Regions from separate parts of the Homo sapiens genome. Here region 1 is linked to region 2. Evidence: read pairs that join two places in POLR2A ChIA-PET (ENCODE). Cell type or tissue: PC-9. All regions are shown on one strand.

What was found. ChIA-PET counts read pairs that join two places held together with the same protein. Peaks named below come from ENCODE experiments on the same cell type or tissue, not always from the same donor. Only the 100,000 strongest peaks of a DNase experiment are listed, where the experiment ranks them.
Region 1: POLR2A ChIA-PET joins it to region 2 with 11 read pairs; 2 of 35 experiments call an interaction of 5 or more read pairs at or near these places.

Annotation. Positions count from the first base shown.
Region 1 is chr3:123,572,067-123,580,066 of GRCh38, reverse strand. All of the region lies in intron 2 of HACD2 (3-hydroxyacyl-CoA dehydratase 2), which reads left to right. Among named protein-coding and RNA genes, the nearest start is that of HACD2, 9.0 kb to the left of the region's middle. In PC-9, no CTCF peak of the experiment used is centred here; no DNase peak of the experiment used is centred here; H3K27ac peaks cover 528 bases.
Region 2 is chr3:123,684,005-123,692,004 of GRCh38, reverse strand. All of the region lies in intron 19 of MYLK (myosin light chain kinase), which reads left to right. It overlaps MYLK-AS2 (MYLK antisense RNA 2), which reads right to left and starts at 2,361. Exons shown (of 3, transcript NR_046629.1): 1 at 2,289-2,361; 2 at 171-428. In PC-9, no CTCF peak of the experiment used is centred here; a DNase peak (open chromatin) is centred at 3,504; H3K27ac peaks cover 353 bases.

The sequences.
Region 1 (8,000 bases), 110 kb after region 2:
TTAAGTAGGTGGTATGATGAAATGAGCTTCCAGCTGGAAGCCTGAGTACCTTTTTATTTTAAGTATAATAGTTTTCCCAACTGACTCTATAGATTTGGGCAAGTCTTTTCTCTCGTATCCACCTCCTTTTCATTTGTAAATAATTAGGTTAAAGTAGATTTCTAAAGTCCCTTACTACCCTAAATTTGAGTGTGAGGAAATTTTAACAAATCCTAATGTGAACCATTTTTTAAACTTAGAGGCTTGAACTTTTTTTGGAAGCGGACACTAGTAAATAAGTAGTACTTTCTCTTTCAGAACCTTGGCCAGTACAGTTCCCACAAGCTACAGAGAAGCAAATTTGGAGTCAAGACCATCAGACTTCCAGTACTTGATATAGTAGGGGGTTGTCCCCATTTGGAATACTTCAATAATTTAAAGGGGTTTCTATCTCTTTAAGACATCATAATATTAGAGCTGAGCACAGTGGCTCATGCTTATAGTCCCAGCAATCCCAGAGCTTTGGGAGGCCAAGGCAGGAGGATCACTTGAGGGCAAGAGTTCGAGACCAGCTTGAGCAACATAGCAAGACCTCATCTCTACAAAAAAAAAATTTTTTTTTTTTTAGCTGGGCTGGGTGGTGGGTACCTGTAGTCCCAGCTACTTGGGAGGCTGAAATGGGAGGCTTGAGCTTGAACCCAGGAGTTTGAGGCTGCAGCGAACTATGATTGCATCACTGCAATCCAGCCTGGATGACAGAGTGAGACCTTGTCTCAAAAAAAAAAAAACTTGGTAATGTTAGAAGTATAATTTTTAAAATTTAAGTATATCTTATGGAAGGTAGGGACATTAAACAGTGTCATACTTTAAAATCCACTCAGGAACCAAGTCTTAGACTTTGAAGGATTAGCCTGTTTATCCTTATAGAATTTTTAATAGGGATTTAGGAAAATATCTTGGATTTTTGGTTTTATCTCTGTTATCCCCACTAAGAACCAATTAAGTGACAAATCCTGGATTTGATTTTGGGAAAATGTCTGTGCATAAGGAAGTGAAGACTCCCAGGAACATGCAGGCAATTAACGTTGCAAAGGTCAGTGATGGAAGTAATCCCTTGGACTGGGCGATAGAGCAGGCTTGCTAAAACCACAATTTCTGTGGTTGAGGAGTTTTTCATTGCCTACCCCATCTACACTGTGTAATAATTAGATGTGTGTGGTATTGTTTAATTACACATAAGTTATCCTGATGGGAATTATTAGTGTTGACATATATCCTGTTTACAGGAGGAGAAAATGAATCCAGGGAAGGCAGCTACTCATTTATATCTCTTTATGCTAAATGTTATTCTTTATTAGGTTCTGTGGGAGTTTACTTAAAAAGGAAATCGAAATTACTTGTTCTCCAATTTCACATCTTCTTAAGAAAATAATAACACTTTGCTTTTTAAAAGACATAAAAACATTTACCAAGCAAGTACAAAGGAGCATGTAGTAGCAAGGTACAAAAGGAAGCCTGGCTGAGTACCATGGCTCACACCTGTAATCCCAGCACTTTAGGAGGCTGACATGGGGGGATTGCTTGAGGCCAGAAATTCAAGACCATCCTGGGAAACATAGCGAGACCCCATCTCTACAAAAAATTAAAAAATTGGCCAGGCATGGTAGCACATGCCTGTAGTCCCAGCTAATCAGGAGACTGAGGTGGGAGGATCACTTGTGCCCAGGAGTTCAAGGCTACAGTGAGCCATGATCGTGCCACTGCACTCCAGCCTGGGTGACAGAGCAAGACCCCATTTCCAAAAAAAAAAGTATCTATAAATAAAATGCTACTCATGGATAAAATGTGGTCTATGGATATAAACATTCATAAAATTAATAAAGGCAAATGAATTACTGATATATGCCTGGATAAATCTTGAAAAAATGCATGTGAAAGGAGGCAGATACAAAAAGTCACAAATAGTATGATTTCATTTATAAGAAATATCCAGAATAGGCAAATCCATAGTGACAGAAAGTAGAGGAATTGTTAGGGGCTGTGGGGAGAGAGAGTGGGGTGTGACTGCTAATGGTACAGGATTTCCTTTTAAGGTGATGATATTGTTCTTGAAATAGTGGTGGTGGGTGCACAACTCTGTGAACATATTAAAAACCACTAGATTGTACAGTTTAAAATTGTGAATTTTGTGGCATGTGAATTATATGTCAGTTTTTAAAAAACGAGTTCCTCTGTAATGAGTTGTGGGTGTTTTCTACTTTATTCATTTTTGGAGTCCATGATATTCATTGATGAGGCAGATGTTATCTTTGCATATTTGTCAAGTATAGTTAGATTAAAAATTAGTGGACTAATGCAGTTATGGCAGTTTAAAATTATGTTTGAGAGAATTTGGGTTTCTAAATATCTTTGGTTAACATAAGACTGTAATTATAGCAAAGACACTTTCTTTTTTTTTTTTTTTTTTGAGACAGAGTCTCACTCCATCGCCCAGGCTGGAGTGCAGTGGCGCGATCTCGGCTCACTGCAAGCTCCGCCTCCCGGGTTCACGCCATTCTCCTGCCTCAGCTTCCCGAGTAGCTGGGACTACAGGCGCCCGCCACCACACCCGGCTAATTTTTTGTATTTTTAGTAGAGACGGGGTTTCACCATGTTAGCCAGGATGGTCTCGATCTCCTGACCTCATGATCCGCCAGCCTCGGCCTCCCAAATTGCTGGGATTACAAGTGTGAGCCACTGCGCCCGGCCAAAGACACTTTCAAATACTCATGATTGGATATGCCTCTGTGATTGACAGTGAGATTTCAAATGGGTTAAAGATTGCTCTGCAAAGAGGTTAACTGTTGAGATTGATACAGGCTATCTTCAACATATGTACATTGCTGTATATGACATTTACCTACCATTGTGCATCTGGGACTTCCTGATGGACCACAGGAATTCCCTTTTCTTCCCATTCTCTTCCAGATCTTTCTTCTACTTGAAACCCCTTATCTACAAAAATGAATAAACAACCCAATCTCATTTCTGATCGTGTCCTGGAATTGATCTAGGGCAAGGTCTGGAGAAGTGGTGGGAGACAGCAGACAGCTTTTGTTAGTCTTCTAACCCCAGCACTTTCTCAGCCTCATCTGTGTGTTCCTGTCTCACTCTGCAGACCTCACTTCACAATGCTCTTCAGATCCTTTAATGAATAGGAAATTGATTTTGGGTATTTCTATAAAATACAGCAAAGTCTTAGAAACTTGCAGTGTCCTTAAGAAGAAAGATCCCTTCTTATCTCCCTGCCAGTTTTTCTTTCTTTATGGCTCAAACACTAACTGATTTTTGCCATGGAGGTATTGTGCTTCAGACTGCTTTTGTGAACTGGTTTGAGGACATAACCGTTGTCTGTTATATTTTTCCTTCTTGTGGAAACATTCTGATTTCCCAGTAATAGTCTCAAAAAGGAACTTCTGAAATGCAAGCTACATGCATGTGTTAGGCTCCTTTTATTCTGGACCCATTTTGAGGAAACACATCTCTAAAAGAGGCTTTTGAAAAGCTAGCAAGAGCAAGTTATAGTGTAGATATCTAACACAAATAGGAATGACAACAAATCCCAGAAAAACCAGCTTCTCAAACAGTGTGAAAACCAGAGGAAAACTCTAACTTGATTAAAATTAATAAGTGTCACAACATTAGAAGGGAAGAGAGAGCTGGAAGGAAACAGGAACCCACCCACACAGGCCTCACTGCTTGGTGACTCAAGCAAATAGAAGCAAATTGATGTGGTATTCAAAGAGGTACAATAGCTAACATCTGTAGAAGGGAATGTACTGAAATTAAAAAAAAAAAAGAACTAAAAATATCAATGGTGGCAATATAGGGCACGAAGGAGCCACAGTGCAAGAAATAGGTGATACTGAAGATTCAAAAAAGGCGGGAGTTTCCACTCACGTTCTCATATAAAATGAATTGCAGAACAGAAGTCATAGGGAAATTTTCAAAGTTCACCATGTAAAAGAAACATTACAAAACATTATAACAGAAAAACAATATATATAGAACCAATGTATCTAGAAAACCTGATGAGGTTGTATAAGCTTTCAAAAAGTAAGACTACCAGAGGAAGTAGAAAAGGTTGGAATATACAGCTTATAAATAATCAGGGAGAAAAGTTATAGAAAACTTTGCTGAACTGAAAGGCCACCTCACTATGGTTAGTGAGAGTTTATGGTGTTCCACAACAAAAAAATTTCTTCCCTTCCTGAGTACTTAAACAATTTCCAGCATAAAAGAGCAGATTTTAAAATGTAATAGTTAAAAACAACTTGGGACCTTAAACTTGAAAGAAGAAAAAATCCCCGTGTAGTAGGAAATATTAGGTTCCTGGATAACAGACCATGCAGTTTCCTAAAGCTGGAAACATTTTGAAAACACTTAGAAAAGCTAATGGAACTTTGAAAGCACCTTACCAAAGATTATTTAACTTTAATCAGAGTAGTTAGCTGTTATCAAAGAGTAACTGTTATATAAATAAATAAAATTAACCAAGTTTTCAGACTAGCACTGTCCAATAGGACTTTCTGCAGTGATAACGTTGGAACGCTGTCCAAAACAGTAGCCACTAGTCACTTAAAATGTGGCTAGTGGGTCTGAGAAACTGAGTTTTTAATTTTATTTACTTTTGGTCAGGAGTGGTGGCTGACACCTGTAATCCCAGCACTTTGGAAGGCCAAGGTGGGAGGATCGCTTCAGGCCAGGAGTTCAAGACCAGCTTGGGCAATATAGCAAGACCTCGCCTCTGCAAAAAATTTTAAAAATTTAAAAAATTAGCCGGATACAGTGGCGCATATTAGTCCTAGCTACTCGGGAGGCTAAGGCAGGAGAATCGCTTGAGCCCAGGAGTTTCAGGCTGAAGTAAGTTATGGTCACTCCACTGCACTCCAAGTCTAGGAGACAGAGCAAGACCCTGTTTTCCAAAAAAAAAAAAAATGAAAATTCTTTACTCTTTATTTAAGTTTAAATAGGCACATATGGCTAGTGGCTGCACAGTATAAGCCTTTAGACCACGGTACAGAATGCAGTGTGATCATGTGGAATCCCATAAGATATTTCAGATTTTACCAGGATAGAATGAAGTGGGAAGGAGGATAAACATAACGATGTAAATTTTGTATCACTCCAGAGTTCATAAATTTTTAAATTGATAATAGAATAGTTATATGCTGATGTTTTCAGATTAGGAAAATCAATAGGGAATAAAAGCACAATTGCAGATACTGAAAAAGGTATGGAAGAGTATATATCAAACTGTTAATTAGAGCTTACCTCTGGAGGGGCGTGGTATTTTGGGGCAAGGGGGGAGTAAAAGATTACCACTTTTAATATACTTTAGTATATATTTATATATCACATGAAACATGTAATTTTTTAAAATAAAATTCTATATTATATGTAATTGAAAACAAGATGAATGAGGAAAATAAGATTTTAAAGTTTTTTGAAAAAGGAAGACAATAGGCAGCTTATTTTATTTTTCGATTTAAAGAGAAATAGAGTTTTACATCTACAAATCCTGTTAATTTTTTTAATGGCAGGAGAATAATAAACCTATAGCATAATAGAGTATAGTAAAAATACATCATTTTTTATGTTTATACAAATGGACTGATTAAATTTATCAAGATGAAAAGATGAAATGATGGTTACTGGTTAAAAACTAAAGTCTAACAATCTGTTGTTTATGAGACTGACTTTAAGTTTACTAAGGGACAAACCAGCTTGCCATGACCAAGTGTCAAGAAAAGCAGGACTACCCAGTTACAGCATAAGATAAAGTTGATTTCGGAGCAGAAGCTGAAGAGAACCTTAGTTCACAGTTTGTCAGTAGCAAGAACATGGGAGACACATGTTGGTGAAATCATATGATGAATGAATGATTATCTGAACAGAGAAACAAAATATGTAAAAAGCTGGCAGAAATGCTATAGAAGTTAAAAAATAGAATTGTTCTTAAGAGGTGTCACAGTTTGGGTATGAAGACTTGGTTTTGCCATTAATTAGCCCTGTGACCTTGATCTTAACCTCTCTCGCCCTCGATTCATTATGTGCAGTGAATACACTGGATTAGGTGACCTTACATTTTTCCCCACTTTTAAGTTCTGTGAGACTTCAACATTTCACTATCAAAATATGAAAATTAAGCAAATAATGAATTAGTAAATTATAGGGGTGGAAATAGCAAGAAAGGTGAAATTAAGTGATAAAGGAAAAATAATGATAATTGAGGAATCTTTTTACCTATTTCGTCCTTAAAAATTGGATGTAAAAGGATTTTGAAAACATGTTTGGAGTCTGAGGGAGCCCAGTGAATAACCAACACCCTTTTGCTTGTTTATGTTCTGAACATTGAGCAGTAACTCAAAGGAGTTACATAAGGATCCTAAAAATCACCTTTATTAGTGATAAAGGCTGAGGACATGCTTTAGTGTGCGAGTCAAATGGGTTTGCTAACTGAACTCCACAGTTAGACTCACCACTCACCCTGTCCTGAGCAGCAGCAGATGGGCTGTCTTAGAAGAAACCATGAAAACTTGAGGTTCTCTATGAAACCTCTCTAGTGGAGCTGAATTGAACACACCCCATTTATTCTTCCCAAATTTACGCTCAAATGAGTCATCCTTTCCAGAGGTAAAGTAATTAAAGGAGACTAGTACTATGTGGTGGAAATCCATCCTTATAGAAACCAGAAGAGAGTGGAAAGGTGTTTTCCCCCAGTAATAAGTACTATATATTCATTGTAGAAAAAATTCAGATGCAGAAGAAAATGCATAGCAGTCATAATCTAAAGATAACCACTGTTAACATTTTGGTGTCTATCCTTGAAGACTATATATTATTATTATTAAGTTTTAAGCAAGAATGAAATCATATATGTGTAGAATATGATAATTCCTAAAACAAATCAAATATTGGTAGATGTAACTCAAATTGGTTATGGACCTCTGCACCGTAAAACAAGTGTCGTGGACATGTCTGTGGAGCTGCCCAGCTCAGCGTATCCTCTCTGGAATTTGTCTGGTTCTCAAGGCTGGACCCTTAGCAGCTACATCTCTATTCCCTGACTCTGCATCTTAGGCCATAGCTGGCTGATCCAGGGGTGCGTAACTGAGCCAGAGTGGGCTAGTCAGGTTTTTTTTTTCCTCCCAAGAATTTGGAATTTTGAATTGAAAGACAGAGATGGGGAATCACTGTAGATGAATCACATTAAGTCCATGGGCTGCAGCTGAGGTCTTGAAAGCTGCTTGGGTTTCTGTTCCCTTTGAGACTTCTTAAACTTTTTGGGGCTTTGTTGTTATTGTTTTACCTTGGATTAAAAATGAAATTGAACAGAATTGTTGGTAACCTACAAAAATAATTCCCCTAGTTCAAATTTTAGAAACTTTGAAAAGATGTTTCCAAGTAATTTATTGTGCAAATGGCAATTTTACATTGAGGTTAAATTTTAAAACTAAAATCAGTTTATTGCCAGTGGAAATGGAAGGGACACAAGAGGAGAGAGGAGTTTATGGTTCATATTTTCTTTTCTTTTCTTTGAGACAGGGTCTTGCTCTGTTGCCCAGGATGGAGTGCAGTGGCATGATTGTAGCTCATTGCAGCCTCAACCTCTTGGGCTCAAGTGATCCTCCTGCCTCAGCCTTCCAAGTAGCTAGGACTACAGGCACATGCCACCAGGCCCAGCTAGTTTTTAAAATTTTTTGTAGAGCTGGGGGTCTCACTGTGTTGCGCAGGCTGGTCTTGAACTCCTGACCTCAAGTGATCCTCCTGCTTTGGCCTCCCAAAGTGTTAAGATTACAGGTATGAGCCACTGTGCCTGGTGCAACATGTATTTTCAAGGGAGATTTTGAATATGGCAAGTCATCTAAATTTTTTTTGATGAGGTGTGCTTATTCTTATCCAGTGATTCTTGGTGGACCTCAACAAAGCAGTGCCACCACTTCACTTCACCACTTCAGAGTGCATTTTGGAAAATTGTG
Region 2 (8,000 bases):
TCGTGATGATTTAGATGAACACCCTCATTTTACAGATAAGAAACTGAGGGCATCCAGAGAGGAAATGCATTTTGGAGGGGGGCTCTCTGGCCCATTTAGGGCCAAGCTGGGGCCAGAACCCCATCCCAGGACTCACAACCCAGGATCATTTCTTTGTATTTGGCACTTACCTGGAAATGTCTCAAAAGGTAGTTTTGGGGAAATAGTTTCTTGCCCTTGAAATGTCTGGTTAATAACCATCAGAGACACATCAAAAACTAGTGTCCAAATAAGGCATCTTGAAGCCCAGCTTGGTTGTTCTTCTCCCTCCTGTGTGTGATCAGTTGAGTTCTGAAGTCCTAGCCCGTCTCACTGCCATTCCACACCATGTAGAGCCCGTGTCCTCATTCTGGACTTTACAATTGGTTTCCTGATCACAGAGCTGAGCTCTATGGAACATGATGAATGGGAGAGAGGTGGAAAAGAAAGTCTTTTTTATAAAAACACAATGGCAGCACGAATTAATTGTTAATAGCCGAAAGGTAAGCTGAACTCATCTAATACTGTGTACTTCTCCTTGGAGATCGTGCGTATATGTGCTATAGGGGCTCTGAGTCTAAGGAAGCGGACTTGATGTGTCCAAGTTTATGCTCAATTCAGAGGGGGCATGGGACACATTTTGAGGTTCTGCACAGTGGATGCTGTGGCTGATGACTCCTGTGTGGGAGTCTCTCCTCACCCAGGCTGTCACCCACCCAGATCACAGTCCTGCTTCTTTCTATACAGGTGCTGCACTGTAAAGTATAGCGTTTCTGAAAACATGATCCTTGAAGCCCACGTCTAACACCCCTCTGCTCGTTTGGGACTCACACTGGTTCCCGAGCTAGTGAAGGAGGTTATCGGCTTTCGGAGCCTCTTTAGGTCCTGTTTACATGGCTAGCTGAAGGCAGGAGAGCAATTCATTCTCCCTATCTGTAAAATGTCAGCACCTTTTCTAGATTTGTTTTCAAGATGAAATTTCCTTTTCCCCTACTGAATACACTTGGGGATTTTTTTTTTAAGGTTTGGGGAATTCATTCTGCAACTTAAAAGGCTTTGTTTGCCCAGAGTCTGCTGGCAGATTCCCTTGTCCTCTCCACTAATCTTGATGACCATCATTATTTATCCCTAATTCCTTCAAATGCAGAGTTAGGCCTCCAGCTGCAAATTGGGAGCTGGGTCTTGGAAGAAGAGCTAGAAAAGTGATAGGAGGGAGCCCAGCTGAGATAACAGGACTGACTCTCAGTCCATTGGGTTTGGTTTTGTTGACAGAAAGGATAAGGGTGGCCTCTTCCCCCTGCTTTTCTTTCCCTGTTGCTATACTTACAGATATATTAGCATCCTGTTTGCCCACATTTAGCTTTATTTTTTCATCAAGAGCCTCTCTAGGAAAGTAGTAAAGGACTGTTGTCACTTTGACAGCTCCCCTGTCGCCTTTCTATCGTCTGGTGCTCCACCCCACTGGCTAGGCTACATCTCCTGCCCTCATTCTGTCCCCTCATCCCCTCAGCTCTCCCTACTCCCCAAGGCATCATACTTGACTTGGGGATCCCAGTGGGTTTGTGCCTCCCCTGAAATTACAGGCAAAATGTTGCATTATGTGGGTTGGAGCATCTTTCTGAAGAGAGGGGTCCATAGTTTTTAGTCAAATTCTCAAAAGGAGTCATGAATCAGAATACGTTGAAGAACTACTTGCCGTAAGCAGCAACAATGACTGAATTTTCAAGCCCAGCCATTGTGTGGGCTCTTCCAGCCTGTCTCCAGCTGCAACTGCCCACCCAACCTCTGCATAGAACCAGGCCTTCATCCCTCTTATGGGGCAATGAGGTCCATCTCCACTAGGCGATGGGACTACAGCTGGTGCTGACTTCAGACTGGCTTCCCCAGCCACTCAGCAGGGCTGGCCTGGCCCCTGAAAGTCGCTATCATTCACTCATCCTGTGCCAAACACCATCGAGACCATACATCTGAGGCCAACATATCTTTCAAAATCTCATAAAAATGAGGCAAATGGGGCTAAAATAGCATTACCCACACTACTGATTCCCTCATATCATAAAGATAAGGGATGTAACCTTTATAACACAGCACAGCTGGCTATTTTAATCATGTGTTTGGGTCTTTTTCCTAAGAAAAGGGGTGTTTATGAACTTGCTTGATTATGGTCATATCACCCTTCCTTCTGAACTCAGCAGAAGACAAGGGTTAACTTGTGCCACATAGAAGGGAGCTAAAACCTAGAGTAAACGTGGACTTGCCCGAAAACTCACCCAGGAGGAGAACAAGCTGACCTTCAATGCCTGTCCTGGCCAGAGACTCTTGTGCACTTTGCATTTTCAGTCTATGCAACAGTTGGGCAGGGTGTCTTTCTCAGTGAGCAAACTGAGGCTCACCAAGGGTCAGCTGCCTTCCAGGCCCCACAGACAGTAGGTGTAGATCTGGTGTTGGGGCTCCACCCTGCACAGTGAATTACAACATGAAATATCCTGGCAGGACTCAGTGGTCTGGCTCTGAAACCTGTTCCTTTCCACAGCCTGACACAGCCTCCCCGGGCAGTGAATTACCATGGTGGGGCCCGCTCCCAGAGTGATCCAGACCTCCCTGAGTAACAGTCCTCCCTGTGGGGAGGTCCTTCTGCACGTGGGACTCAGTAACCCCTTTCCTCTCATTCCAACCCAGATGAGCAGTGAGGAAACTAAGTCCTTCCTAGGCCAGAATCCCATGAGAGGACTCAAAAAACACCTTAGCCCCTCACTGGCTCATCCAGTCATTCTCAACTCAGGCCTCCTGTCCCCAGCCACCCTGGCCAGGGCATCCAGCTTTTGGTACCAGTGAGACCAGGGCTTTGTGACCACAGAGGGTCATGCATGATTGTGATGGGAAGGGACACTCCAGTGGGTACTCATGCCATCACTCAGTCATTCAACTAATATCTGAGTGCCCACTCTGTGCCAGGCACTGCCATAGGAGCTGGTTTTAAAACAGTAAATGAAGTAGGAAAAGTTCCAGCTTTTGGGACTTTTCTAGTGGGAAAGAGGCAGTAATGCAGGTGAACAGCTGTGTCATATCCTCAGGTAATGTCACCAGCTATGAAGAAAGCAAAGCAGGGTAATGGGGGAGAGAATACCATTTTTGGAGGGGGTGGTCACTGAGGCCCCTCTGAGGAAGGAACATTTGAACAGAGACTGAAGGAAGCAGGGAAGGAAGAGGGACAAGGTGACAACAAGAGCATAGCCCTGAGCTGAGGACACTGTGCTTAAGGCGTTTCAGGAGGCAGGAGGCCAGGGTGGTGGAGCCATGAGCAAGGGGCAGGATGGTAGGAAGTGAGGTTGAGGAGGACCGTGGACCAGATCCAGGCAGTGTTGGCTAGGACAAAAAAAATGAGATTTTATTCTAAGTGTTATGGGCCAACACTGGACATTTATGAAGGATCACTCATGTCCATGTGATGACCAGACCCAGGATGAGTCAGAGGGAAAGCAGGGAGCACAATGGGGGGTTGCCACAATAGGGACAGGAAGTGATCAGATTCATAACCTCTTTGGCTGTAGAGCTGATATGAGTTGCTGGTGAGCTGGGTATGGAGAGAGAGAGAAGTTAAAGATGACTCAGTTTTCATGGGGGAGTGAAGACCAATGGTGGGGCTGGGGGGCACGATCAAGAGTTTAGTGCATGTGAAGTTTAAGATTGCTATTTGACCTCTCAAGCGGTCCTGTCACATAGGCAGGTGTTTAGGTGAACCTGGAGTTGAGGGGGAGGTCAGAGTTGGAGGTGGGATACAGGGAGCCATCCACACACAGAGGCCATTCACTGCCCTGGGGTTGAATGAGGTCCCTGGAGAGTACAGAGGTGGCTATAAGAAGAGGGAGAGAGAGAGAGGCAGGGGCAGGACAGGGGCCTGCGAAGAAGACTAAGAAGGAAGTACTCCAGTGAGATGGGAAGAAACCCAGGAGATGGGGGTGTCCCAGAAACCAAATGCTAAGAACTTCAAAAAGGAAGGAATGATCAAGATTAGTGTGCCAGGCCAGGTGTGGTGGCTCACACCTGTAATACCAACACTTTGAGAAGCAGGTGAATTGCTTGAGCCAGGAGTTCAATATCAGCCTGGGCTACATGGTGAAACCCTGTCTCTACAAAAAATACAAAAGTTGCCTGGATGCTGTGGGGCATGCCTGTAGTCCCAGCTACTCAGGAGGATGAGCCAGGAGGACAGCTTGAGCATGGGAGGTTGAGGCTACAGTGAGCCAAGATTGTACCACGGTACTCCAGCCTGTGGGACAGAGGGAGACCCTGTCAAAAAAAAAGAAGAAAGGAAGAAAAGGAAGAAAGGGAAGGAAGGAAGGAGGGAAGGAAGGAAAGGAAGGAAGGAATGAAGGTAGGAAGGAAGGAAGGAAGGAAGAAAGGAAGGAAGGAAGGGTCAGGTGCTGCTGCCAAATAAAGATGAGCCTGAGCACTGGCTATTGGGTTTGCCAACATTGAGGTCATTGGTGACCTTGCAAGAGGGCTTCAGGGGAGTGATAGTAACAATAGCCTCATCTCAGGCAAACAGAGACTGAGTCACCTGCTCAAGGTCACCCTAACTAGCAGAGTGGGAAGTTAAACCCAAGCCTTGGTGCCTAACCACTGTGATCCACTGTTATCTTGGCCCCTGGGCACTTCTGATTATTGCTGAGCTGATTTTGATCCACCCCTCCTTTCTTGGCCTCAGCCCTGCCATATTACTAAGTCTGCTCCCACCCCCACATTTATTTATTTATTTATTTTGAGACAGAGTTTCACTCTTTTTGCCCAGGCTGGAGTGCAGTGGCATGATCTCGGCTCACTGCAACCTCTGTCTCCTGGATTCAAGCCATTCTGCTGCCTCAGCCTCCCAAGTAGCTGAGGTTACAGGCACCCGCCAACACGCCCAGCTAATTTTTGTATTTTTAGTAGAGAAGGGGTTTCACCATGTTGGCCAGTCTGGTCTCAAACTCCTGACCTCAGGTGATCCACCCGCCTCAGCCTCCCAAAGTGCTGGGATTACAGGCGTGAGCTACCGCGCCTGGCCCACATTTATTCTTTAAATCATCACAGACAACTAACGGGTATTATGTGAAACTAAATAAAATTGCTGTTTTTGTAGGTCAAAAACACTTCAATACTGGCGAATGGTGTAGTTCAACCTGATCTGAGCATACAAAGTACTTAGCACCGTGCATACATGGAGTCAATACCCAGTAAATGTCAGCCATCACCTTACGACTTGGCCACACCTCCCTCACTCTTCTATTGAGGTGATGTTATTTCGGTTTTCCTTGTGAGGAAGCTCAGACTCAGAAAAGTTCAGGAACTTGCCCAGGGACTCACAACTCCTAAGCAGCAGAGCCAGAAAGCGCAAGCATCCTGATCTCTCTTCCTTACTACGCTAGCACACTGCTTGCACTCAGTCAGAGAGAGAGGCCAGCAAGGAGGGATGAGCCAACCCAGGGAGAGGCTGGAGCCCAGCCCCTCTGCCCTGCCCCACTGGGGGCCCCTAGAAGCTGGACCCCTCCCAGAAGCTTCCCAAGACCTCATGCCCCCTGCGTGGGGTCAGAGTTCAGGGAACCAGCCTCTTGGGGGAGATTAAAAAAAAAAAAACGCTGCCCAGAGAGCTTGAGTCCAGAGCCCAGGAGTGGGAGGGGTGAGGCATTGTCTATATAAGGACACATTTTCCTCTCAATGTAGAGGCCCCCCACTTCCTCACACCTCCATCTTCCTCCCCCACACTTCTTTGGGGACACAAGCAAAGGACTTCAGCCTTGGGGGCCTAGATCTAGAAATGGAGTTTAATTTCATCACAAAATGATTAAAATAGAAAATACAAGCTGCTCTTAAACTTATATTACTATTATTTTTATCCCCTGGGCAGCCATGTGAGCACAAAGCTGGTTTTGATTAGGCACATGGCCCTTCGAGCCCACTCCTTGCTGCAGTTCGCATGGAGGTCTGCTGGCTCCGCATCCCTGGCAGGGCCCCGTGGTGCATGCACAGCCCCACCGTGCTGACACTTCAAGTGGAGCGCGGCCACCCCCTGGGGCTCCGAGTCTGGGGTGTGCCTAGTTTGAAAGGGGGACTTCAGCCCCTTTCCTCATGGCCAGATGGAAAGATAAAGTGCTGCAGAAACTTCTAAAAATAAGACTCAAAGCACATTACAGGGTAGTGTACTGACACGTCCAGTGAAAACCCAGCACCCTAGGGCCGAGGACGGAGGCAGAGGCAGATGGGGCAGGGCAGGGAGTGTTTTCTGAAGGTGGAAAATTTTAAAGCTGATTCAGAAGGAGGTAAGGGAATGTGGCTATCAAGAGGAATTAATTCATAAGTGATCATTTTCATTTTCTTTTTTTTTTTTTTTTTTTCATTTTTTGGAGACAGGGTCTCACTCTGTCATCCATGCTGGAGTTAAGTGGCATGATCACTGCAGCGGCACGATCATTGCAGCCTCAAGCTCTGTGGGCTCAGGTGATCCTCCCACCTCAGCCTCCAAAGCAGCTGGGACTACAAGCACATGCCACAGTGCCTGGCTAATTTTTGTAAATTTTGTAGAGACGGGGTTTCACCATGTTGCCCACGCTGGTCTTGAACTTCTGGGTCCAAGTGATCCAACTGCCTTGGCCTCCCAAAGTCCTGGGATTACAGGCGTGAGCCACCACGCTGGGCTGATAAATGATCATTTCCTGCTTTCCAAAACACCGTTGCATGTGTTCTCTCCTTTGGGCGTCAAAACACCATGAGGTAGAGAAAATAAGTGATTCCCTTGTACAGATGTGGAAACAGAGATGGGACAGTTTAAATTATTTGCCCAAGTTCCCAAGGTTGCTGATGACAAAGCCAAAGCTAGAGCTGTACTCTCTTGGCCTCTACTGTGGTGATGCTTGGAAGTAAAGCCCAACACAACCCCATGAGGACGAAAGGAGTCTCAGTACCTGCTGCCCTTCTTTCAGGAGCCCAGGAAAACTGGGCCTCTCATACTTTGCTTTCTTGTGCCTCAGCTTACTCATCAGTTAAAAAAGCAAACCTGATCCTTCTTCTTCTCCCTCCTCTATGCTCCAAGACTCACCAGGAGAATGAGTGCTGAAGCCAAGGAGTGCAGAACTGCATACATAGTCTGCCCTGTACTCCTCTTCCTTAAGAAGGGCCGGGTGCCGTGGCTCACGCCAGTAATCCCAGTACTTTGGGAGGCTGACGCAGGCAGATCACCTGAGGCCAGGAATTCAAGACCAGCCTGGCCAACATGGCGAAACCCCATCTCTACTGAAAATACGAAAAATTAGTCAGGCGTGTACTCAGGAGGCTACTCAGGAGGCTGAGGCATGAGAATCACTTGAACCTGGGAGGCAGAGGTTGCAGTGAGCCGAGATCATGTCACTGCAGTCCAGCCTGGGTGACAGAGTGAGATTCCATTTCAAAAAAAAAAAGGGGCCAAACAAAACAATTACTGGGTACACCTTTCTTTACATTGTCATTGGTGACTGTTAGAAATGCTGGTCTTCAAGGAAGGGAAGAAGGGAGAGGCCCGGACAAGGGAAGCTTAGACTGACTCCATGCCCCTGGTTTATGGCACCCTCATCCCCAGATATCAAGGGGAGGCTCTGCTAGGTTTTTCTGCCTCTTGGAATAGTCCTGGAGCCACTCCCTGCGCACTCCCTGTGCTTGAGGAGAGACGAGGAGTTTTCTGTTGGCCAAATATCAGTCATCCATGGAGCTTCTGGATCATATCGTGCCCAGACCCCAACCCAGACCAATGAAACCAGGACCTGTGGGGTGTGATACCCTGGCACACGTGCTTCTAACATACAGCTGAGGCTGAGATCCACCGAGGCTGACAAATAACTATGTCCAGAGGATTTTTCTGTAGCTGAGAATGACCACGATCCTTGGGGAAAATGTCCAGTGTAAGAAAATGAAATCATCCCTGCCCCATGGCTTTCTGCTTCTCTGTGTCCTCATGGAACTGGCATGCTGGG